Regions from separate parts of the Homo sapiens genome. Here all the other regions are linked to region 3. The links are chromatin contacts, found by Hi-C or POLR2A ChIA-PET in ENCODE. All regions are on one chromosome and are shown on one strand. The core of a region is the stretch at or near the end of the contact, and the rest is flanking DNA. Distances in the headings are between cores, read along the strand shown. Region 1 holds the start of KLF15 (KLF transcription factor 15). Region 2 holds the start of RAB7A (RAB7A, member RAS oncogene family). Region 3 holds the start of MCM2 (minichromosome maintenance complex component 2). Region 4 holds the start of RAB43 (RAB43, member RAS oncogene family).

The links. Hi-C counts contacts between places; a loop is a spot of excess contacts on that map. ChIA-PET counts read pairs that join two places held with the same protein, here RNA polymerase II (POLR2A). Pooled maps may share reads with other maps.
Region 1: a map of CD8-positive, alpha-beta T cell shows a loop between it and region 3 (4-fold over the local background). The contact joins the promoter of KLF15 here to the promoter of MCM2 in region 3. A Hi-C loop is called at or near these places in 2 of 168 maps with a recorded cell type or tissue (CD8-positive, alpha-beta T cell and naive thymus-derived CD4-positive, alpha-beta T cell) and 9 of 50 pooled maps.
Region 2: a loop to region 3 is called in a map of ascending aorta, with 4 times the contacts of the local background. The contact joins the promoter of RAB7A here to the promoter of MCM2 in region 3. A Hi-C loop is called at or near these places in 1 of 168 maps with a recorded cell type or tissue (ascending aorta), 4 of 37 single-sample maps with no recorded cell type and 9 of 50 pooled maps. POLR2A ChIA-PET finds 5 or more read pairs at or near these places in 1 of 52 experiments (MCF 10A).
Region 4: a loop to region 3 is called in a map with no recorded cell type, with 9 times the contacts of the local background. The contact joins the promoter of RAB43 here to the promoter of MCM2 in region 3. A Hi-C loop is called at or near these places in 2 of 37 single-sample maps with no recorded cell type and 9 of 50 pooled maps.

What each region holds. Positions count from the first base shown.
Region 1 is chr3:126,355,928-126,361,715 of GRCh38, reverse strand. It overlaps KLF15 (KLF transcription factor 15), which reads left to right and starts at 4,308. Exons shown (of 3, transcript NM_014079.4): 1 at 4,308-4,479. RefSeq lists a silencer at 4,129-4,348 and enhancers at 4,247-5,006, 5,007-5,766.
Region 2 is chr3:128,723,376-128,729,100 of GRCh38, reverse strand. RAB7A (RAB7A, member RAS oncogene family) reads right to left here and starts at 2,918. Exons shown (of 6, transcript NM_004637.6): 1 at 2,742-2,918. RefSeq lists a silencer at 2,495-2,784 and enhancers at 2,051-3,035, 3,065-3,194.
Region 3 is chr3:127,593,361-127,599,660 of GRCh38, reverse strand. MCM2 (minichromosome maintenance complex component 2) reads right to left here and starts at 1,250. Exons shown (of 16, transcript NM_004526.4): 1 at 1,189-1,250; 2 at 114-343. The coding sequence starts at 1,194. It also overlaps a transcript of TPRA1 not described here. RefSeq lists a silencer at 952-1,111 and enhancers at 1,142-1,261, 615-1,572.
Region 4 is chr3:129,119,336-129,125,402 of GRCh38, reverse strand. It overlaps RAB43 (RAB43, member RAS oncogene family), which reads left to right and starts at 3,599. Exons shown (of 3, transcript NM_198490.3): 1 at 3,599-4,117. The coding sequence starts at 3,914. The region is part of intron 11 of ISY1-RAB43 (ISY1-RAB43 readthrough); the gene reads left to right. RefSeq lists silencers at 3,370-3,589, 3,610-3,789 and an enhancer at 4,570-5,515.

The DNA.
Region 1 (5,788 bases), core at 3,059-5,558, 1.2 Mb after region 3:
TGCAGGTGTTATTTTTAAAAGAATTACTTAAATGAATGGCCTGAACACCAGTCTGGGAGGCTTGAAATTGAACCAACAGGGGACAGAGAATCCCATGGCTTTCATCCTATTGACAAGGTGGCCACTGTTTCCCTGGCTTCTAGCTTTTGCCGGGCTTGGTACACCCTTCCATGAGAGAGCCTGGAGTGGCGGCCACTCCCATTCCCTAGAGCTAACCTGCCCTGCTCTGTGGTCTCTTCCTGCTCCTTGGTGCTGCTCCTTGCTGCTCCCAGTGCGTCTCCCCAGGGTGGCGTCCATAGCCCCCTTCACACTCGTCCTTATCACCTGCACCACCGTCATCCTGCTGGGCCCCCTACACTGCACTGGGATCTCAGGAGGCCCTGGCAGTGTGAGTGGCATCTCATCTCCGCAGCAATGCTCGGCACTGGCAGGACGGCTGTCCAGGAGCAGTGAATACATATCAGAAGGAATGGTAACAGCCTGTAATGAATCTCTGTACTTTCCAATGCCTTTTCCCATCTCTTACTTTGGTTATCTTCAAACAACCTTTTGAGGTAAGTAGGATAGGGGTCTGAGCACCCATTTTATAGATGAGGAAACTGAGGCTCTGAGAGACAAACTGATTTGCCCAAGGCCACTCAGCAGTGAGGGACTGTGTGAAAGAACCAGAGTCCAGGCTGCCACGCATGTACAGCCCCACTAGGCTGGGGTTCAGGCTGCCTGCCTGCCTGGAAATCTGTCAGGTGTCAGAGAGACCACAACTCATGGCAGAGACGGGGATGAGGGGAAGCTGAGGAGCCCTCTGACCCCAGCACCACACTGATGTGTCCATGGACCAGGGGAAGCTGGAGCTCTCATCCCACCTCAGCCCCTGCTGCTTCTGGATCCTCCGGGCAGGGGTATACCTGGGGCTTTGCCAATGCTCAGAGCCAGGGGCAGAGGCTCTCAGGGCAGAGGCTCTCAGGACTCAGCCCTTCTCTGTGTCTTCTTGGACCACCAGGTCCCCAGGTCCCTGGGCTGATGTTCCTCAAAGCTAGGTGTGCTCAGGGCTGGGGGGCTGGGGGTGGGGACAACACTGGTCATGAGAGAGGAGTGGGCCCTCATCTGAGTCGCCTGGTGTCAGAACAGACCTGACCTCTTGTCTACACAGCACCAGGGGTCTGCTTGGTGGGGAAACGGTCCAGCCCAGCCTGAGGAACCTCCTGCAGCATGTTTTTCCTGGCCCCTGGGCACCAGCAGCCCTTCTGCCTGCCTATTCCCTAGCCTCCAGCTCAAAACCACTTCCTGAGCCCAGAATGGGTAGGATCTCTTCAGCACCCCAGCCCTTAGAGGAAGAGGTGGTGAGAAGGTAAGGGACTCTGGCCAGAGACCCTTGAAGCATGGCTGGGGACAGGGGAGCTGAGAGTAGGGGGAATTGTTGCTTCCCACCTGGGAAGGGTGAGGAGAAGTCAGTCACTGTGGGAGGTCACAGGGCTTGATGGCCACAGTGGGCCCTTTGTGCACAGACCATTGAGCCACTGAATGGGGCCCTCAAAATGCTTCCTGGAAGAGGGCAGGCTGGGCTCAGACCCCCGGGCAGGCATGAGCTAGTGGGGAGGCTGGAAGTCTCAGGTATGTGTGTGGAACAGGGGATGAGGACAAGATTGGTGGCTACAGTACTGTGGAAGAGAGCACCAGACCTTGAAGAGCTTCTCCAAAGATCCCATATCCATTGGCAGCTTTACTGGGGCAAGAAGAAAATCTCATTTCCTCAACATGTTTCAGAAGTGTTCTAGGTTCTGGGGATACAGCAGTGAATAAAAAAATACAAGTCCATGCTCTTAAGGAGCTTGTCTCCTGATAGGAGAGACAGGCAAGAAACAAATCAATAAATAATATAAAGATCAGGATCATGAAGCAAAATAAACAGAGGCCAGGAAACTGAGGGCAGCAGATGTGCTGTTTTAGACGGGATGGGTGAGGAAGGTGTCTGGGATAAGGTGGCATCTGAGCAGAGACCTGAGTATGCGATGGAGCAATCCATGCAGCTGTTTAGGGGGAAACAAGAGACAATAGAAGAACGTTTCCCTGAACGAAGAAAGACTTGAGTTTCCAGATTAAAAGGATACACCAAGCATAGAGTAGTAACAATGAAAACAGAAGGAGGCTAGAGTCAGACATATCCTGGTAAAATGTGTGAAATTCAAGCATGGAGAAAGATCACTCCAAAAAGGCACCAGGCCCAAATGGTTTTATAGGCAAGGTCATACAATATTTAACCAATATAATTTATATCCTTCCAAGGCCCTTTTCTATACTTGATTATGTAGAAGTAGGGAAGGAATTGCTTTGGAAGAAAAGAAACTTAGAGATTTTCACTGCTATGAAGATAAATCTTTACTGTTTTTGGTCATCTGTTTTGAAGAGCACCACCTGACTTTGTTCTCTCCTTTCTGCCAAGGAATCTCAATGATAGATTCTCCCCACTATATTGAGGGAGCTTTTCTCCTTAGATATGGTTTGGGGTAAATGCTGTACCTAGCTGTAGGGCATTAAAGATTGTGGTGAAAACTTGGGCTTTACTTACTCTGAGTGAGTTGGGAGCTGCTGGAAGCTTCTGAACCCAGAAGGGACCTGATCTGACTCAGGTTTTAACAGGACCATCTTGGCTGTTCTCCAGTTTCTAGCCAGTGGGGCCTCCTCCCTGTGTGCTGAAGGTGCTAACGATGTGTCTTTGCTTCCAAGCTTTTTCTGACCTTTTGCTGCAGCTTTCACCAAGGAGATGGGAGGCACTAGACTGAGAGTATGTGAGGAGTGAAGACCGAGGGCGGGCAGGGCAGATGGAGAAGTGCTGTGGCTATGCCCAATCCAGACCTGCACTGAGACAAAATGAGGAATACAGGCCTCTATCTCTTCTCTTATGAAAATGGACAAATTCCACTGTTCTGCCCAGGCTAGCCAGGGCTGCTGTAATGCCAGAGTGGTCATTCCAACTTCTGTGAACTAGAAAGCCTCTCACCATCCTCAACACAAATGTCCTTAAAGCCCTCTGGCAACGCATTGGTTTGGCTCCTAGTGGCAGCAGCAGCTGAATCCCTGGCACTGACCTGGTGCACAGTGTCCCCAGATCCCTGGTCAAGCAAGCCTAGACCTATAGCATTCCAGAGAGCCTGGAAAGGGTATGGTTAAAAATTCCTGTTCTAGCAATGTCTTCAAGAAGAAGCAGGAGAAAATGCTCCCCACCTCCCAGTGCCAGGAGGGGAGAGGAAGGAAGCTCAGTAGGACAGCTCTGCACAGGTGGCCTGGGGGTGTCTGCAAGATGACCTGGCTCTACCTCTCTACCTGCTCCTTCCCAGCTGTGGGGCTGGGGAGGGCTGGTGCCCTCTCTGAGTCGGTTTCTTCATCTGTAAAGTGCTTGGCTGAGGATCCAGCTGGAGTGTGGATTAAAGGGCACAGCAGGGTGCCTAGCACCGTCAGCCCACGTGTTTTTCTTGGGCAAGCCACTCTGAGCCTTACTCTTCCTGTCTCTAAGCGGGAACCCAAATGCGAGCCAGGATTGCTGCGGACTAAAGCAGTCTACGAACGCTTTTGTAGACTGCGAAGCATTGTTTGGTCTTCAGAAAGGTGCCCCAGAGACAAGGTGTCATTGGTTTCAGGTGGGGGGGGGGGGGGCCGGTCAGCAAACCTCCTTAGTCCTGGAGGGCAGGGTGGCAGCGCAGAGCGCGCGCAATTTCCGGAGGGTAACTGATTGTCCTGCTGAAAGCCCAATACCGTATTTATCCAAAAATACGTCCTTCTAGGCAAGTGATTTATCTGACACTCAGCGGGGGACAGAGCTGCTTGTACCGCGCTGGGGATGAAGGTGGGGACGTGGGCCAGACCGGGCCAGACAGGCTCCCCAGCGCTTCCCGCTCAATCACGCAGACTGCACTTTGGGGCGATCTCAGAGCTTTTCTTAAGTCTTCAGGCCAGTCTCACGTTCTCACCTTGGGAACCGAGCTTTAGAAGCCGGCCCTCGTGGACGCCGCGAGACAGCGGCGAGAGGTGGGAAGCAAGGAGGTGGCTGCGGGCCAGGGACCAGGCAGCGTGTTGGGGGGCGTGCGCGTCTGGCAGCTCCGGGATCCCCGAGCATCCGCCGCTCAAGTCCGGGAGCCGCGCGGGCGGGCCGGGGCGGGGCCAGGGCGGGGCCAGGGCGGGGCGGGACGTGTGACGCGCAGCGCGGGCCAATGGGGCGCGCGCCCGGGGCCGAGCCTCCTGCGAGCCTTCGCGGCGCCCGCTGCGTCACGTGAGCGGCGGGGAGTGAGTGCCCAGCGAGCTGCGGGCGGGCTAGTGCTCCGCCGCAGCGACCCGCGGGCCGGCGGGCGATCGAGCCAGCGCAGGACCCGCGGCTCGGCCCCCGGCCGCCGCCGGACCGAGAGTCTAGCCGCCGCCCCCAGCCCAGCCCGCCCGGCCGCAGGACCGCCGGGGCCTGGCCGCCGGTCCGGCGTGCGCCAAGTTCAGGTGGGAGAGGCGCGGCGGGGCCGGCCGGCCGCGTGGACGCGGCCCCGGGTGATCAGAGGGCTGGCCGGCCTCGGGGCGCGTGGCCGTGCTCCCGCGCAGCTCTCGGAGGCACCGCGCGAGTGCTGGAGGAATGTCGGAGGAGCGGGATGGGCCCCCGCGGAGGTGGGCAGGGGTCGGACTGGCCCGGGGGAGGTGACCCCCCCCGCCCCGGTCGCCCACCAGCACTTTGCTGAGGCCCGCGCCGCCGCCTCGGTGCCTGGCCGGGCGATTCCGTGGCGCGCCTTGCGGGCCGGCCCTCCCATATGGTGGGCACCGGCGCGGCCTGGTGAGAGGAGGGGGAGAGCGGACGCGCTGGCCAGCCCGGGGTTGGGGGGCGGAGGGGCTGGAGACGGAGGGGTTACTGTCGGTCACCGCAGCAGTGTCGGGGGCAAGGGGGGGGCGTGGGACGAGGGCATGGTGCCCAGCGGGCAGCGGTCCAGGACTCTAGAAGGGGTCTGAGCCGGCTCTCTTCATTTCCCACGCACGTTTCCCCTCACCCGCCGGCACCCACGGCGGCTCCACGCGCGAGTCCTTCGCGGACAGCCTCCCGCACAGCCACAGCGGCTGCCGCGCACCACGCCCCGCACACGCAGTCACACGACAGGAACTCACACCCCTTCACGCACACCCGCACCGTTCACGCGTCTCACTCCACGCTGAGTCCCCGTCCGCTCAGACCGAACATTACCAAAGCCATGGCCTGACCGAGGGATGGCGGCGGCGGGGCAGAGAGGCCGTCCCCATCCCATATGGTGGTCCGGTTCACTCTTCCCTCCCCGCCTTGGTGTTACTCATGGAACCCCCCTCTCACGGAGGGCACAGAGGGGCTGTTTTCTCCCACGGCCCTCGGAGGTGACAAAATCAACAATTGTTTGAGAGCCTCAAATCTCCTTCCCCCTGTCCCCCCGGACCAGGTGGCCCCTGGGGAGACCCTGCCGCCCTACAGGTGTGAGGACGCCCGGACTCTGCGACTTTGGGGCCTGCGGGCGGCTCAGGGACCGGAGACTCTTATTTTGAAGGACAGCCCCCGCCGCCACCCCCGTGATTTGCACGCTGACCCAATGGCAAGCCCTTGGCCGGCGCTGGGCTTGTTATCAATTACATGTTGTTCCTGCAGCCGCTGTGTCCCCGGGAGGATAAACAGCAGGCCTGGCCGGGCCAGGGGAGGGGGCGGAGTCCGGCGGCCAGCCGGGGACTGTGCCCGGAACAGCGTGTCCCCTCCCCCTGCACGCAGCCTGCGCCTCTGGCCGCCCCACGTGCTGCTGTGTTT
Region 2 (5,725 bases), core at 1,669-4,168, 1.1 Mb before region 3:
ACCTAGAAGGATATACTAATAAAACTATTTTTAGACTATCTTCTACATTCCACCCTCTGTTTACTTATGCAGTTCTACCACAAATGTAAAATCCAAATCTTCCCTTAAAGAAGGGAATCTAGAAAGTTGTGGGAGATAGGGTAACACAGCTTTTCTATGTAGAATGGTACTGAAACTATGGCCAGTACACTATCAGTGCTACATTAAACTTTCTTGCCAGCTGAAGAAAAAAATCCAGCATGCCAAATGTACCTTTGCTCAAAGACATGGCAGTGCAAGGTAATTACAGTAGTGACATGGACTACCTCTTGAGTGAACAAAAAAATGCTACCAGAGTCGGCCGGGCGCAGTGGCTCATGCCTGTAATCCCAGCACTTTTCGGAGGCCGAGACAGGCGGATCACCTGAGGTAGGCAGTTCGAGACCAGCCTGACCAACATGGAGAAAACCTGTCTCTACTAAAAATACAAGATTAGCTGGGCATGGTGGCGCATGCCTGTAATTCCAGCCACTCGGGAGGCTGAGGCAGGAGAATGGCTTGAACCCGGGAGGCAGAGGTTGCAGTGAGCCGACATCGCGCTATTGCACTCTAGCCTGGGCAACAAGAGGGAAACTCCGTCTCAAAATATAAATAAAATAAAATAAATGCCACTAGAGCAAAAGGAGAAACAAGTTGAGTGTTGAAGGTTACTCTTTAAAAGATGTGATTAATTAGAAACTGTAATATTATCTTCTACACTCTCTGAAGAGCAAACCATACAAATGCTGTTGTTAAAATTAACAAAGCCTTAAAGTTAGCCAGAAGAACACCATCCTTTGGGTTACTACTGATTCACCAGCAGAGATGAGAAATAACTCTTTCCAAAAAGCCTCAAGTTCTACCGCCAAATTATTCCACAACAGAATTTCTGGCCAAGATCATTCACCTTTTAAAAATTCCTTGAGGACAGGAACCACGCCTATCTCCCTGAGTCAATGTCCCACAATGCCTGATACATTGCTGATACTCAATGGATACTCAAAATACTTAATGAATGAATAAAAAGGTGCCTATCATTACTCTAAACTCAAACATTATATAAAGCCACAGTACTTATTACTCACTTAAATATTTTAGGCTAGGTAGCAAAGTTAAAAAAAAAAAAGACAAATATGAATACAACAGGATTGTGAACGCTAAGCTTTAACTTAGCCGGTCCCTTCTTCAGAAGAAGTACTCCTAACTCACCTTCCAGTCCTTAAACTCAAATCTGAACAAACCTTCCCAAGTTTGAAGAGAGAAACACACTAAGAGGAGACTTTATTCATCCATGGATGAGAAATCATGTGCTTCATCAGCTGCTTAAGTCACAAGAAAGAGACAAGAGTCCGTTCTTTAGGAAACCAAAGATGCAGTATTTTGAATAGGGAAGAACCAGCCGGCTGGACAGCCATCAACTAAGGTTGTAAGAAAGGTTCACTAGGCAGGTTTGCCAGGCCTACCTGCAAAATTTTTCAAACCTCAGTTAAGTACCCTGCCGGTATTCAAGAGCTCCTAATTCGGTGACACTACACCACAATATGTGTGATAAGTCGCAAACGGCATTTCTTATGGCTTTAAGGGAGAACTGATGCTACCAGAAAGACTTTCAAATGACATCAATAGAAAGAAAGGAGGTGGTGGGAGGCACTGAGGTACAGATACCAGGTAGCAAAAGATAAACCAGCAAGCTTCAGGGGTACGTGAAAGCAGTACAACCTAGAAATTTAATACAGTGCTCTGGAGTCTGACTGCCTGGGCTTGCATCTCTGCTTCGTAACTTATTAGCTGTGTGACCTTGGCCAAATGGCTTAGCCTCTCTGTTCAACTTCCCACTGTGTTAAGTGGGCACAACAGTGGTACTTCAGAGGGTTGTTCAAAGAACTAAACATAATGATCTGTTAAAAGGTCTTGCCACGCTGCCTAGCATACAATAAACGCTCAAATATTTGCTGTCAATATTCTCAATATTCCCCTTATGACCCCATTAGGTATCAAGCCTAAAATGAATGCAGAAAGAGGCCCCAAACACGGTCGGAATGGAAACACAACTCTACATCCAACTACCATCTTTCCTCGATTAAGTTGAAAAACTTCTCTCAGGATTTACCGTAACATGCCTAGGACAAAAAGCTCCCTGTCTCCCAGCGCCAGAGGCGCCTCAATGTACACAAGTGTCGAGGCGAGCCCAGCGCACGTGACCTGACTCACTGCCTTGACTCAGTTGCCGTCAGGGAACTCCCACTAACAGGGTCAGGCTGTTCAACTGAAGAACCGGATGGGAACGCGGCTCGGCCCCCAGCGCCTGTGACCCATGCCCGCCGGGTGGGCACGGCGGCGGGCGGCGTGGGCTCTGACACCCTCCTGCTCGCCGCGCTAAGGAACTCCACTGGCCAGCGCGTCCTGCCGCGGCGCAGGGCCGCCCAAGTCAAGGAACCCTCTCGGGTCTCTGAGATCCAGGCCAACAGTAAACAGAGCGTCCGAGACGGGTGGCCGGGGCGGGCAACCCGGCCAGAGGTCACGCCCGACGACCTCCGACCTCTCCAAGCCGGGTGGGGTCTTGGCCTGCTCCGGGGGCCTGAGCGATGCCGGGTGTGCCCGCGTGGCCAGGGCTGGGACTGGAGCCTGCCCAGGAGGACAGGGAGGACGCGAGGCCCTGGCGACCGAGGGGCTGAGGGGGGGGATGGGGCCAGGCCGCCGGCCGGGCTGGGCCCGCTGCTTACCGCGGCCGCTGCGCTGGGGGCTCCGGGCCGGGCGCGTCGCGAGGGCTCCCGCCGAGGAGGAGACTAAACGGAGGACAGAAGCGAGAAGGTCCAAGTTCTGGTTCCAGGGAACTCTCCCGAGCTCTCCAAGCCGCCAACTCCGCCGCTGCCGCCGCCTCAGGCTTTATGGCCAAGACTCCAGGCCCGCTCCCACTTCCGCCACCGCCGCCGCCCCGAGCGGAAGTACCTGTCACGAGACGCTCGACGCCAGGGTGCGGGGGAGGAGCCCCGCCTCAACCTTGCGTCACGTTCCGGCTGCCTCGGGACTGAGCCTGGATCTCGTGCTACAAACATGTCTGCCCCCAAATGGTTGTCCCCATCTTTGAGGCTCATACAAGGAGCAGGACGGCGCCATGTTGGACCCACAGACAGATTCCCTCAGCCATCCCTCCTTACTCCAGAATAAATAATGCCACCGAAGAGGGGACAAGGGGTAAACTGGCCATTCCAGTTGTGTCCTTCTTCGAAAGGCATCATTTATCCTTACTTTAATTACTTAACCAAAAATTATTATCACCATTTTACAAATAAGGAACTGAGACTCAGTATATCATGTCACTTGGTCTAGCTCAACACAGAAACTGGTGGAGCGAGGTTTTGAACCAAGATCTGTCTGATGCCAATATGTGTTATCGTTCTAGTAGACTGCAAATGACTACAGCAATTGTGTGGCTCGGTGATAGAGACAGGAGAAATAGGCACTTTGTCTGGCAGAGGAGACAGCCCAAGAAAATGGAAAATGAGCTAAAGCCTCTCTGAACTTAGTATTAGAGAAGATGTGATAAAGATGGACCGGGTAGAACTCTTCTTGTAAGCACAGAGCAGCCTCCCAAGCACCAGCCCCATCCGAACACATCAGGATCCACTCAGAATTTTTGCCTCCATCTTCAACAATGCCCTCTCATAGTCTTTTCTTATTTTGGTTCATGCAAGCTCCATTCTTTCAATTGTTCCATCCAAAAACCTTGCAATTGTTACAGTAAGTAGTCAGACCTGAGCAGGGCAGGAGAGGGGCCACTCCCCGACCAGCAATGTGAGGCAACCATGACGTGGTTGTCAGGTTAAGCTGTCTCTCTAAAATAATAATTGGTTGCAGCCAGACCAGAGAAAGGCAGTCTCCCAATAGATAAAAACACCTAAAACTGGTGATCAGCAGCTTCCCGATAAGATCTCAGGAGTTGAGGGGTCTGGGGAAAAAAAAAATCTCAAAAGCTAGGCAAGCAGTCTCAACCCTGAGATGGTACAATGTCTGGGGTTTCCCCTACTTTTTCAACCAAAATTGGCTCTTTCCCCAAAACCCTCACCACCTATTCTCCTGTTTTCTCTATGTGTATTCTGAAATGGCCTTGCACACTGCAGAACCATCCGCCTCTGGGGTAAGTCCACTCTTTCTCTGCTTTCACTTTGCATGTGCCCAGGAGTTCAAGACCAGCTTGGGCAACATAACAAGACTGTCTCTTCCAAAAGATAAACAAAAAAGAAAAGAGAAGGCACACATCTACATCAGACCTCTGCAGTTGTACTTCTCTCTACCTGGAAAGCTCTTCCTCCAGGTATCTGCTTGGCCACTCCCTCACTTTCCTCTGGTCTTGACTTTAAAGTAACCTTTTCAGTGAAATAGCCTTCCCTATTTAAAACTGAAGTCCCTCTCCCTGTCACCACAATACAAACACAAAAATTGACATCTCCCTACTGCTTTTCTCCTCTGTTTTTTCTTTTTTATTTTCTTTTTCTTTTTTTTTTTTTTGAGAAAAGTTCTTGCTCTGTTGCCCATGCTGGAGTGCAGTGGCATAATCAGGGCTTACTGCAGCCTTGAACTTCTGGGCTCAAGTGATCCTCCTGTCTCAGCCTCCTGAGTAGCTGAGACCACAGGCGTGCACCACTATGGCTGGCTAATTTTTTTTTTTTTTTTGTAAAGAGAAGTTTTCACTATGTTACCCAGGCAGTCTTGAACTCCTGGTGTCAAGTAATGGTGTCAAGTAATCCTCCCGACTCAGCCTCCCAAAGTTTTTCCTCTTATACTACTCACTTATTTGCATATTGTCTGTCTTCCCCACTAGAATGGCAGCTCCACAAGGCAGCTATTTTTGTCTGTCTCATTCACTGCGATATCCCTGATTCTTGAAACAGTGTTGGGGTACAGTAGGTGCTCAATGTGTACAATTTGCAGAGTATTCAGGGGAATGAAAACTGAAAATAGTTTCAAAGGCCAAGAGTTATGATAATTCCACCCCGTTAGGCAGCCAATCAAAATGCTAGGTTTGAAGGTAAAGTAGCAACTGGGAATGCAGTAGTCCTCATCCCCAGGTTTGGCAGGGCTGACTGCAGGATTTGAGCATCTGAGTCCTAGAACCAATCCACCACAAATAGCAAGGGACAATTATACCAGAAAAGGCAGAGCACAAAAATAAAATGGGACATGTGGGCCCCAGCCTTCTAAGAAGCCTTCTGAGAAGGCTATTCAGATGCAAACATGGACTATTTCCTATGGGAAAGAAAGGACAACTTAGAAGAAACCCATGAGCCAAGAGGATAGAGCCAGGAGCTGCAGATAATCATTCCCAAGGAGCAGGAGGGGACTCGAATCAAGGAACTGGCATCACGTGCCTCGCTGATTTCAGAATTACTATGACCCAGTGGCAGCTGTCGCTCCTGTTTTTTCCCCTTTTGAACAAAAGTGTCTACTATGCTTATCTTCTTCTTGCCAACTCTGTATGCTGGGTCCGTGGACAGCAGATAACATCTCTAGCTCACAGGCCTTCAGAGGAACAGTGCTCAGAGCCGTTCTTAAGGAATTATATCTGAGGAACCTCATCCACATCTGGACCCAATTTACATGGCAAGATCCATTATGAGCCAGTGATGTATTGGGATTGAGACTTTTAGGGTTCTTGGGGGAGTTAAGTAGAGCAGGGCCTCCAGTAACATCATTTCAATTATAACAT
Region 3 (6,300 bases), core at 1-2,500:
AGGCAAGAATGCCATCGATTCATCTGCTCCCAGCTCCCAAAGCCAGGCCACCAGGCACACAATGGGCTCTCTGCAAAACTATCTGCTGAGTCCAGGGCCTTGAATGAAATTACCTTTCCATGCCATCTCCAATGAGCTCCTCTCCATCCTCTTCTTCCTCCAGGGGCCCCTCTGTGCCTAGGAGCCCCTCGGACTCATCCTCAAATGGTGGAAGGTCACGGCCAGGGCTGGAGGTGAGGGCATCAGTACGCCGGGAGCTTCGGCCAGGGCTGGAGGTGAGAGGATCATTGCCTCGCCGACGCTGGGCCGGGCTGGATGCCATGGTGAAGGATTCCGATGATTCCTGCAAGAGAAGGTGCGGTTGTCAGAAACCTAGGAAGCTGGTGAGGCATGATACAGCTTCCTTTTTACCATCAGGGGCCTTCCCTTCTTTCTCTCCACCTGTGACTCTTGTCCTCCAACACACCAAACCCCTTCCAGCCTCCAGATCTTTGCCCTTGCTGTTCTCTCACCTGGAATGCTCTCAGCTGAGCAATCTGAGTCAGTGGCTTCCAAACAAATAGAAGCCAGCTCAAATATCGGGGTCACCCACATCACCGTGCTTTCTCCATGAAAAACCACTGAGGTTATGTCATTTGCCTATTTACCTGTTTACTGTCTATTATCTCCCCTTAAGCATTAGACCTATTTCAGCACACACAGTGCGCAAGGTATTGTGATAGAGATGGCATAGAAGAGCCACCAAAACAAGAGGTCTGGAACTCAGATGTGGAACAGACAGTATACAAGACAAAGGGACAAGAAGGTAATACAAAAGTAAGTGTAGTGTTTGGAACAAGGATCATTGGGAAATTAAAAAAAAAAAAAGTTTAAAGGAGTGTAGTGAAATGGGGGCCTGTCTTTTGTACGCTCAGCGCCACACAGATGGCGCCCAATAAGTATGTGTGGGGTGAATAAAGGACAGAGGCTGAACGGGCCGAGCTCGCCTTAGGGAGCCCAGGGCCCCAGGTCAGTGGTAGGTAGGCGAGTCGCCTCACGCAGGGTGCAGGCGAGAAAGTAGCTGCGCCCCAGAGCCTGGGGCCCAGCCTCACCCAGAGCGCCGCCCTGGGCCGGGGCCAGAGTACGGGAAGCGCGCAGCCTCCGCACCCATGTCCCCGGCGCCCGCCCGCCACGCGCCAGCGCGCTCACCGCCATAGCAGTACCACGATCCTCTCCGCCACTACAGCAACAACCAGGTTTCGCGCGAAAAGTGGTTCACGTGACCCACCAAAGCCCGGGAAGAGCCCTACGGAACGCGACGTCATGACGTCGGCGTCCACTGGCGACCAGAAGGGACACGGAGGGGCGGGCCAGAGGGTCCGGTCCCGCCTACAACGCCCGAGGCGCTCCGCCCAGAGCCCGGAGGTGTGCGGCCCGGCGCTGTGCGCGTGCGCTCGCCTGCGCTGTGGTGGGAGCTGGAGCGGAGGTAGAAGCTGAGGCTCCAGGGGACCCGACGACACTTGCTGGCTGCGTGACCTCGGTCACACCAGGGCCATTTTGCTGACAAGACAACAGAGGCCGGGCGCGGTGGCTCACGCCTGTAATCCCAGCACTTTGGGAAGCCGAGGTGGGCGGATCACAAGCTCAGGAGTTCGAGACCAGCCTGACTAACATGGTGAAACCCAGTCTTTACTAAAAATACAAAAATTAGTTGGGCATGGTGGCACGGGCCTGTAATCCCAGCTACTCGGGAGGCTGAGGCAGAAGAATCGCTTGAACCTGGGAGGTGGAGGTTGCGGTGAGCCGAGATCCCGCCACTGCACTCCAGCCTGGGTGACAGAGTGAGACTCCGTCTCAAAAAAAAAAAAAGACAGCAGAGGTTCAGAGCCTGGTTTTCTGACGCTTCTTACCGTCTTAGGAGCACAATGGTTTAACTTCTCCCAAAGCTCAAAGGCTCAATACTTCAAGCAGCTGGACAACTCTGGGATTTTGTAGGAGGTCACATCTGAGGCTTTAGTAGGAGTTATCTTTGCCCAGGGGAGCGAAGACGCAGGGAGGATGTTACAGATAGAAGGATGCCATGTGCAAAGCTGCAGAGGTCATGGCAGGGCCCGGATGTGCAAGCCCCTCCCTAAGAACTAACCCTAGGAGCTTATGATGCCGGGCAACAGACAAGACTTGAGGGAGAGAAAATCCGGATCAAAAAAGAGCTAGATGTTTTTCTAGAGAGTTTGACTATTCTGTATTCTGAAAGCAATGGAAGGCCATGGAAGCATTTTGAGCAGGGTGAGACGTGAACTAGTGTGGGTTTTAGAATCCCTCTGGCTGCTACCAGGTGGAAGTGGATTGAACGAGGTTGAAGGCAGCAAACGAGGAGGTTGCTGTGGTTCTTGTCTAGTTCCAGGCAGCCTTAGTGAGCAGAGGCAGGGCTGAATCGCAACCCTCTTAGCCAGGCACTTTGTGCAGTGAACAAGCATCTCTGCCTGGGACCCAGGGTAGGGAGGCAGGAGTGATGGAGAGAACTGGAAATACAAGATGTTTAGGAGGTGGAATCTTTTTTTTTTTTTTGAGACAGAGTCACTCTGTCACCCAGGCTGGAGTGCAGTGGTGCAACCTCAGCTCACTGCAACCTCCACCTCCCAAGTTCAAGCGATTCTCGTGCCTTAGCCTCCCGAGTAGCTGGGATTAGAGATGCACGCCATTGTGCCCGGTTAATTTTTGTATTTTTAGTAGAGATGGGATTTCACCATTGTTAGCTAGGCTGGTCTCCAACTCCTGACAAGTGGATCCGCCTGCCTTGGCCTCCCATAGTGCTAGGATTACAGGCGTGAGCCACCACGCCCGGCCAGGAAGTGGGGTCTATAGGTGTTGGTGATTGAGGACAGCAAAAGAGGCATGCAGGATGACACCAGGATCCTGGCTTAGCTAGGTGGATGATAGCTGAGATAGGAGCGCACAGGAAGACCAGCAATTTAAGGGGGAAGAAGATGAGTTTGTTTCTGGCTGTGCTGAATTTGGGCCGAGGGGACATATCCAGGAAGCTGTTGGATATCCATGTATGGGACTCAAGGGCGTGTTTGGACTGAAGCTGTAGATTGCCTTGGGAGTGGTTGTATAATCCAGAGTGAGTGCAGGGAGATGAGAAGGTCTAAGCCTGGGACCTGGGAAACCCCAACAGTTAAGAGACACCAACAAAGGATGTGAAGGATGCACCTCGGATGCTAGGAGCTGCTGACAGGAAAGCTGAAGAGACTCTGCATGGGCTTGTGTTATCTATTGCTGCATAAAAAATTATCCTGGGATGGCCAGGCATGGTGGCTCACACCTGTAATCCCAGCACTTTGGGAGGCTGAGGCAGGTGGATCACCTGAGGTCAGGAGTTCAAGACCAGCCTGACCAACATGGAGAAACCCTGTCTCTATTAAAAATCCAAAATTAGCCAGGCGTAGTGGCGCATGCCTGTAATCCCAACTACTCAGGAGGCTGAGGCAGGAGAATCACTTGAACACTGGAGGTGGAGGTTGCGGTGAGCCGAAATTGTGCCATTGCACTCCAGCCTGGGCAAAAAGAGCGAAACTCTATCTCAAAAAAAAAAAAATTATCCTGGGATTTAGCACCTTGAAGCAATTAGCACCCACTGTCTCGGTGTCTGTGGATCAGGGATCTGGACACGATGCCACTGGGTGCCTCTTCTTCAAGGTCTTTCAAGGCTGCAGGCAAGGTATTGGCCAGGGCTGCTGTCTCCTCTGAAGGCTCATCTTCAGGAGGATCCCCTTCCAAGCTTCTTCACATGATAGGATTCAGGTCCTCATAGGCTGTTGGACTGAAGACTTAGTTTCCCACTGGCTCTTGGGTGGGGGCCTCTCTACAGAGCAGCTTACAACCTGGCAGCTGGTTTCTTTCAGAGCAAGCGAACAAGAGAGAGAGGCCATACAAGACAGATGCCATGTCTTGGAAGTGATATTCCTTTACTTTTGCCATATTCTCTTAGCGAGAAGTGAGTCCTGAGGTCCGGCCCACACTGAAGGAGAGGAGATCCTAGCAGGGCTGGGGATTATCAGGAGCCCTCCCAAAGGCCACTGAAGAGAGCAGTCAAGATGGTGGATGGGGTCAGCTGGCTGCCCAGAGGTCATCTGATAAGGACTAGGAGCTGTTAGTGGCCCTGGCGATAGCAGATCTGGGCTGGCCGGTGTGTCTGGAGTCAGACACTACATTGAAGTGTGTTGACAGGTAGGATGCAGGGAAGTGAGAAGGGTGAATGTGAGTTACTAGTTGGAGGCTGGAGTGCTTTTATGTCACCCAAAGATGTATGGGTCAGAGAGGCATTCCCAGGTGTGGAATGGACTGTGAGAGCTGGGACAGGCACTGGAGTGGGATATGGCTTTTTCTCAGATGAGAGGTTCTTGGACATGTTTAAACACTGGTTGGGGGCAGGGTAGGAGAGACAGAAAGGTGGGTGGGGTGAGTAGGCAGCCTCTATTATGGCCCTGATGGCCCTTGCCTTCTGGTATTCACACCCTTGTGTGATCTCCTCCCAACAGCATAGGACAGATGTGGTTGGATGTTACTTTGGAGATTCAGTTACAAAAAGACTGCAGCTTTGCTCACTCTGAGAGAAGGCAGCATCCATGTCTTGAGGACACTCAGGCAGCCTGGGACAGGCTTGGGGAGTGAGGAGCTGGGACCCCAGCCAACAGTCATGCTGGACTTGCTCCAGGACACATCACCTTGGGGTTTGCTCTTCCCAGGTCAGTAGGCATCCAGCGCTGGGGCAGCTGCTTCAGGACATCGCCGAGGACAAGTCTCCTCCCCATTCTGGTTCCACCATCTGTAGCCTGTGGCTTTCATCCTCAAGGGCTCCATGCGACCGCTGCACATCCAGGTACTACATCTGACCCATGTATTGAGCCAGCTCAGCTGTGATCAAGCGCAGCCTTTTTCCTCCGTAAGAACTGCCCATTGGCGTAGTTGTGAACTGAGGCAGAGGAGCTGCTGTGGCAGTGGTAGGTGATGTGGATGTACAACGGATTGCTTACAGTCTCAGTGGATTGCTGCTAGGCCCACCCACCTGAATTTACATATTAGAGGGCCTGACAGAACCCAGTTCATGAGGGGCAGCTCTGGCCTCATGGTCACTTGATGTCCCCTAGTCATCTCTACCAGGGTCCAGTAGCCTGGCAGAGCTGCTTTGTGAATGGTGTCTAGTTCTCTACTATAGATGACCTGGTCTTGCTCCAGAACCCTAGGGGGTCTACTTTGTGGTTTTTCCCACCAGAGCTTGCTGTAAGCTTCACACAGCATATCTTCCCACCATGTATGCCTCTAGTATCATGGGGTCTGTGGGTCCCATAGCCTGAGGGACAGCCTTTGATGTCATGTGACCCAGAGATATGTGGGTCAGAGCAGCACTCCCAGGTGTGGAATCTGCTACCTCCAGAACCCAAAGAGGCCTCTAAGCATTGTGCTTGCTCTTCTGTGATGGAGTGTGCAGGGGGATGTTCTGGTGTGCCCCACACCACCAGACCCCTACAAACCTCACTGATGTGGCAAGCCCCTAATTCTTCATAGGGTTTAATCTTCTGCCCGCTGGAGCACATATGTCTCATCAAGTTTTCCATGTACTTGTCACCTCCTGCTCATCCATCCTGATTAGCACATTGTCATTGACACCATGAACCAGTGCAGTGTTCTGCAAGACGTTCAGATGGCCCAGTCTCCTTCAGACTGTGATGACAAAGGATGGGAAAGGTATCATTGGCCTGGGGCAAGACCATATGTGTGTATTGTTGGCCGTTCCTATGAGTGCAAATGGTCCCTGATAGGGATGAAAAAGTGTGGTGATCAGATGGCCCCTGAGAAGCGGGGGCCGTGCTGATCTGTCTGTGCTAGCAATGCACCTGCACAGCACCTGTGGTCAGGGCTACCACTTGGCTGAATCTGCAATAGTCCATTGCCACTCTGTTTATTTTTATAAGGTCAGACTGATGAATTAAATAGGTACATGGTGGGGGATACCCTCCACACGTCTTTGGTCTTCAAGGGTGGCACCAGTCTCCGCCATTTTCTCTGGTGTGTGATGTTGTTTATGTGCTTGCTCTCTTGGCCGGGGTGGGTGGTGGTGATAGTGGGGTCTCAGAGGCTTTCACTTGACTTTTACTACCATCACTCTCACCCCATAGACCAAGGAACCAGTGCAGGCATTTTGTTTACTACACAGGATGTCTATCCCAGTGATATATTGAGCTTGATCTTGATGGTCCTATGACAGTTGCACCCACTTTGCTTCTCACGCCTAAGCACTACCATCTGGCGTCTGTTATC
Region 4 (6,067 bases), core at 2,350-4,849, 1.5 Mb before region 3:
AATTCTTGGCCGGGCGCGGTGGCTCATGCCTGTAATCCCAGCAGTTTGGGAGGCTGAGGTGGGTGGATCACAAAGTCAGGAGATTGAGACCATCCTGGCTAACACAGTGAAACCCCGTCTCTACTAAAAATATAAAAAATTAGCCAGGCATGGTGGCTGGAGCCTGTAGTCCCAGCTACTCAGGAGGCTGAGGCAGGAGAATGGTGTGAACCCGGGAGGCGGAGGTTGCAGTGTGCAGAGATCGCGCCACTGCACTCCAGCCTGGGCAACAGAGTGAGACTGTGTCTCAAAAATAAAATAAAATAAATATGTTTCTTGGCCGGGCATGGTGGCTCATGCCTGTAATCCCAGCACTTTGGGAGGCCGAGGTGGGCGGGTCACCTGAGGTCAGGAGTTCAAGACCAGCCTGGCCAACACAGCAAAACACTGTCTCTACTAAAAATACGAAAATTAGTTGGGTGTGGTGGCACACGCCTGTAATCCCAGTTACTGGGGAGGCTGAGGCAGGAGAATTGCTTGAGGTTGCAGTGAGCCAAGATCAGGCCATTGCACTCCATCCTGGGCAACAAGAGTGAAACTCTGTCTCAAAAAAAAAGTTAAATTCTTGACCAATTTTTTTTTCTTTCTTTCTTTTTTTTTTTTTTTTTTGAGACAGAGTCTCGCTCTGTCGCCCAGGCTGGAGTGCAGTGGCATCATGTTGGCTCACTGCAAGCTCCACCTCCTGGGTTCACGCCATTCTCCTGCCTCAGCCTCTGAGTAGCTGGGACTACAGGCGCCGGCCAACACACCCGGCTAATTTTTTGTATTTTTAGTAGAGACGGAGTTTCACCATGTTAGCCAGGGTGGTCACGATCTCCTGACCTCGTGATCCGCCCATCTTAGCCTCCCAAAGTGCTGGGATTACAGGCGTGAGCCACCGTGCCCGGCAACTAAATTCTTGACCTATTTTAAAAATTTTGCAATATAGGCCGGGTGCGGTGGTTCACGACTGTAATCTCAGCACTTTGGGAGGCCGAGGTGGGTGGATCATGAGGTCAGGAGATCGAGACCATCCTGGCTAACACGGTGAAACCCCGTCTCTACTAAAAATACAAAAAATTAGCTGGGCATGGTGGCGGGCGCCTGTAGTCCCAGCTACTCGGGAGGCTGAGGCGGGAGAATGGCGTGAATCCGGGAGGCGGAGCTTGCAGTGAGCCGAGATCGCGCCACTGTACTCCAGCCTGGGTGACAGAGCGAGACTCCGTCTCAAAAAAAAAAAAAGTGCAATATACATTTTTTCAAATTTGGTGTATTAAATGAAACATAAATATTTTTTAATTGCTGCATTTCAAATTAGCATGATTCCATTTCAAATAAAATGCCACTGTGCTACTCAGGAATTTACCACCAAAAGAGGAAATGCAGATATTAGACAGCTTTATTGAGGTATAATTTACATACCATAAAACCCACAGGTTGTAAGTTTACATTTTAATGATTTTAATAAACTTGAGGAGTTGTGCAACCCTTACCACAGTCCAATTTTAGAATCACCCCGCAAAGGCAAGGGAGTGGTGCCTGGGTTTTCTGACAAAATCTATACTCAGACCAACATGTCCCCTGCCCCAGCCCAACCAGTTCCAGGCTAGAGCAGTGGAAAGGCCAGTTAGCTATCCAACCACCGTCTACCCCTACGCTTCATCCTGGCTCCTGGATTCCACACCATTTTGTGCTGTGGTAGCTGCTCTGAGCTGGGGGCAGGCCTTGTTTTCTGGAGTTCTGGACTTTGACCTGAGCTAGTCCCAGCATGCAGAAACCTTCCATCCCATCTCCTGTCTACTTCTACCCTGGAGTGGAGGTTATTTCCTGCCTCTCTAACTCTCCGCTCCCATCAGGTGTACCAAAGTGGGGCTCTCAATTGCTTTTCAGTGGCACTTTGGGGTTTCCTGTCTGATTCTGTTGGGTATTTCCCATGGGAGTGGAGTTCAAACTTTCAGAAGAAACAACTCTTCTGCCTTCTCCACGGGGTCTGCCTTTGCAGACTGCTCATTCAGTCCCTTTCTATCTTGACCTGAAAGGTTGGCTGGGGTCCTCACAGTGGCACTGGGGGACTTGCTCTCTGCGAAGTCTCCTTCAGCTTGAAGACTTTCCCCTTTTCTCCTGGATTTTTGTCTGCTTTGTCCACAGGTGCATTACAAGGCCCCAGGACAATGCCCGCCTGTAGTAGCCATTCATTAAATATGTTGAATACCTGGAATTGGAGTGCCACAAGGAAGCTGTCTAGAGGGGTAAGGGGTGCTGTCAATTCCTTCCCATCTTCGGAGCTGGGAAGCCCAGTCCTGTTGGATCTAGTATAAGCTTCTTACAGATGTTTGGGTCTCCTTTCTCTGAGGCGCCCTGGTTCACTGGGCCAACTCAGGAGTTGGTCTGCCCTTCCTCAGAAATCCCTTCAAGTTTTTCTGTTCCTCTTCCTAGACTGGTGCTTTTTGGCTGGGTCAGTTTCCCAAATGGGCCTGTAGCTGCTCTGAGCTGGGTCATCCAGCCGTTTAGCAGCTGCTTCAACCACTGCTAGGCTGCCTTTTGGAGACAAGAGCTCCCAGCTCCTCCTTCTGGCCTAGCTTCCCATCAAATGGGGCCCTGGGTCCTCTCCTCACAAGGATTTTGGGCTCCTCCGCAGTTTTGTAGCCAGCCTGGATTCTGGCCTTCTGCAGCCTGCTCCCTCCCTTCCCTTCCGCCCCTGGGAAGAGCGACCCCCACCACTCTCGGAGACTGCACTGCCCGCCTGTCAGAGTGGGCACTCAGGTGACACTGCTGTGGTCGTCCCCTTCCTCCGTGATCCATTCCGGAGGGGGTCATTCTTAGTCTAGGCCTGCAGGCCCGGAGCTCCAGCCATGGTCTCCGCCTGTCCCTGACCGGCGGTCTGGGAGGCAGCAGGTAGGGGATCCCGGGCAGGCGGACCAGGCCTGGGTGGGGGGCGAGCAGGAGGCGCGGGACAGCACCTGGGGGTCCCAGCTGATGAAGGGTCGGGGTGGGCAGCGGTTTGGGGGCCAGACGGATCCGCGGTGTGGGCGCGCCGGGGTGTTGATGGAGGAGGGGCCGAGGTGCTGAGGGCGGGGTCGGGCTGGGGTCGGGGCTGAGGGCGGAGTCGGGTGGGGCGGAGTCAGAGCTGAGGTGAGCCTGAGGGCGGAGTCGGGGCGGGCTGAGGTGGGCCTGTGGGCGGAGTCGGGGCGGTGTGCTGAGGTGGGCCTGAGGGCGGAGTCGAGGTCGGGCTGAAGGCGGAGTCGGGGAGGGCTGAGGTGGGCCTGAAGGCAGAGTCGAGGTCGGAGCTGGGGACGGAGTCGAGTTCGGGCTGAGGGCGGAGTCGGGGCGGGCTGAGGTGGTCCTGTGGGCGGAGTCGAGGTCGGGCTGAGGGCAGAGTCGGGTCGGAGTCGGGGCGCGCTGAGGTGGGCCTGGGGGCGGAGTCGAGGTCGGAGCTGAGGGCGGAGTCGGGGGCGGGGACGTAGGCGGAACCCGGGTCGGGCTGAGGTGGGCCCGAGGGTTGGGCTGGGGGCGGAGTGGGTGCCAGCCTGAGGGCGGAGCCGGGGGCGGGCGGGGGCGGGCTGGGGCGGGCCTACAGGCCAGACTGGTGTGGCACGGAGCTGAGGACCGGCCGGAGCTTTGCGGAGGGCCCGGCTTGGCGGGTCCGGGGGGGAGCCGAACCCGCGGGGCACCGGGTCCGGGCGGGGCCGAGCCGGGCCGGGGCGGGAGCCAGCCGGGGTGGGGCGGGGCCGAGGCCGAGGCAGGCGGTCGGCAGTGCTGGGGGTTCAGGTGTTGCGGCGGCTCCACGTAGCCAGGCGGCCCGTGGGCTGGAGCGGGCGGAGCTCGGCCCGCGGCTTGCGTGAGCTCAGGCCGGTCCCAGCGTCCAGAGCGCCGGCCCTTCGGCTTCTTCTAGGCCATGGCAGGGCCGGGCCCAGGCCCGGGGGACCCGGACGAGCAGTACGATTTCCTGTTCAAGCTGGTGCTGGTGGGCGACGCAAGCGTGGGCAAGACGTGCGTGGTGCAGCGCTTCAAGACCGGCGCCTTCTCGGAGCGCCAGGGAAGCACCATCGGCGTCGACTTCACCATGAAGACGCTGGAGATCCAGGGCAAGCGGGTCAAGGTGGGAGGCCGGCCAGGGCCCCTGGAAGGCGCTCCCTCGGAGGGTGGGGCGGGGGCAGCGGAGCCCCTGGCCGCGGCGAGCGCACCCCGCGTCCATCTGAAGTTTCCTTTGGCTTCCCCTTTTTCCTTCCTCGGGTCGGAGCAGGCCTGGGCCCCGGGGTCTGGGCCGGGTTCAAGTCCTCAAAGCGCCGGCCGTGGGTTGCTGGGGGGGGGGGGGGCGAGGGAGTGTGGAGGAGGCGGCCCTGCCCTCCGGAGCTCACACCCTAGGAGGGGACTGTGCTCCAAAATAACTTTAGCCATTGGAAGGCAGGGGGTTAGACTCCCCTGTTCCAGGTACTAGCGGAGCGCCTTGGAGTGCGGAGATCAGACCCCCCACCTCCATCCACCGCGATGGCAGCCCCCAGCTCAGCCCACCGGCGGGGCACTCAGCCAGAGAACTGCATCCCCACCCCAGGACTAGGAGCGATCAGGAAGTAGTTGCTTTTAGGACCAGAGGGCCAAAACTTTTTGTCAGAATTTCCGGCCTGGCCACGCCTCCCTGCAGTCTCTTTGTGGACCTGGTGGTGGAACTTTACTCGACTAGGGCCAGCCCCGGTTCCCTCCCCCAGCTGGAGTTTGATAGAAACTGAAAACTTCACAGATACCGGAAGGTGGGGGAGAGAACCAAGCTTTGGCAATGGCTCCGAATAAAAACAGCAGGATGTGGTTGCCACAATGTCCTGGCAGTGGTTTGATAAATATTTGTGATGAATGAAATCAGAGTTTCTTAACCTAGGTGTTAGTACTCCCTAATCAACCAGGAGATCCTGGGCTGAAGGCACTCAGTAACTTTTCTGAACCGCACTGTACAGAAATCTTTGCTTGCTTTCATGGTTTCGAGCCCCCATGATCTTCAGGACACCCTCAGGGCACAGGGCTGGGACGATCTCTGCCAGGGAGATGGGAGTCACTGGAGCCTTGCTGCTGCTGGGCTCTGCCTCTCCGGGTGGCTCTAGGCCTGCTCCTTGTTGCCTTTGGCTAGGATATGTAGCTCTTTGTCTTTGTTTCTATAAAATTGGGATAATTTCTGGGTGTTGCCTCCCTCCTGCCCCAAGGTGGAGAAAAAAGTAAGTCAACAGTCTTTATGTGTCCACAGTGCCTCTCAGTAGATGTGACGGGGAAGCAGAAACTCCTGCCTGAGGGGTTTTATTATTATTATATTTTAATCGTCTTCTGGGGTCTGTGTTTTGGTCTCCGTGGATGGAAAAGAGCAAGGTGCAGAAGGCAGCTTTGAGTCACTCGGGACCACCCTTTTGGAGCAGGTAGCCAGGGAAGGGCTGGAGTGGGTGGAGTGTCCGTTATTGAGTGTGCCCAGTGATGATGCCAGCAGCTGCAGGGAAATGGGAGTGTGAAAATACAGGCTAAAGAGCAGTGGTGTCCTCCTCATGTGCTATCGGTCTGTGTCTGGAGTGTCTGTGGTGGCCCAGTGCTGACGGTGGTCAGGGAGGGGGCAGGGTTCCTGTTTACCTGTTGAGATAACAGACTGTGTCCCAGCAGAGCTCCTGGTTTACTGCGCACGGGTTATGCAATGCAGGGCCAGGCAGTTCGTTATTTTCTTTCCTTATGGTTGCCTCCAGATTGTCCTTCCTAGGAAGCAGCCCGGGGCCCAGGGAGCAGAAGAGCTGTGTAGCTGTGGTAAACACCTCTCCAAGTTATAGCCGCTGACCTTCTTGAGAGGCTGTTGGGAATCAGCTGGGTTACAGGTGCATTCTCTGCTGACTGGAGGGAATTCTTACCCCCGCTCACACAGGATGGAGCCTGGGCACACAGCTAAGAAGTGATAGAGGTGGGAATATTTTTCCCAGTTTTTCTGACTCCAAAGCAGATTTCTCCCCCATAGTGGACAGCTTTTCAGAATCCCGTTGTCTGTGGTGGGGAAGCCTCTGGCAATTGTTTACCACCTCATTTTGCC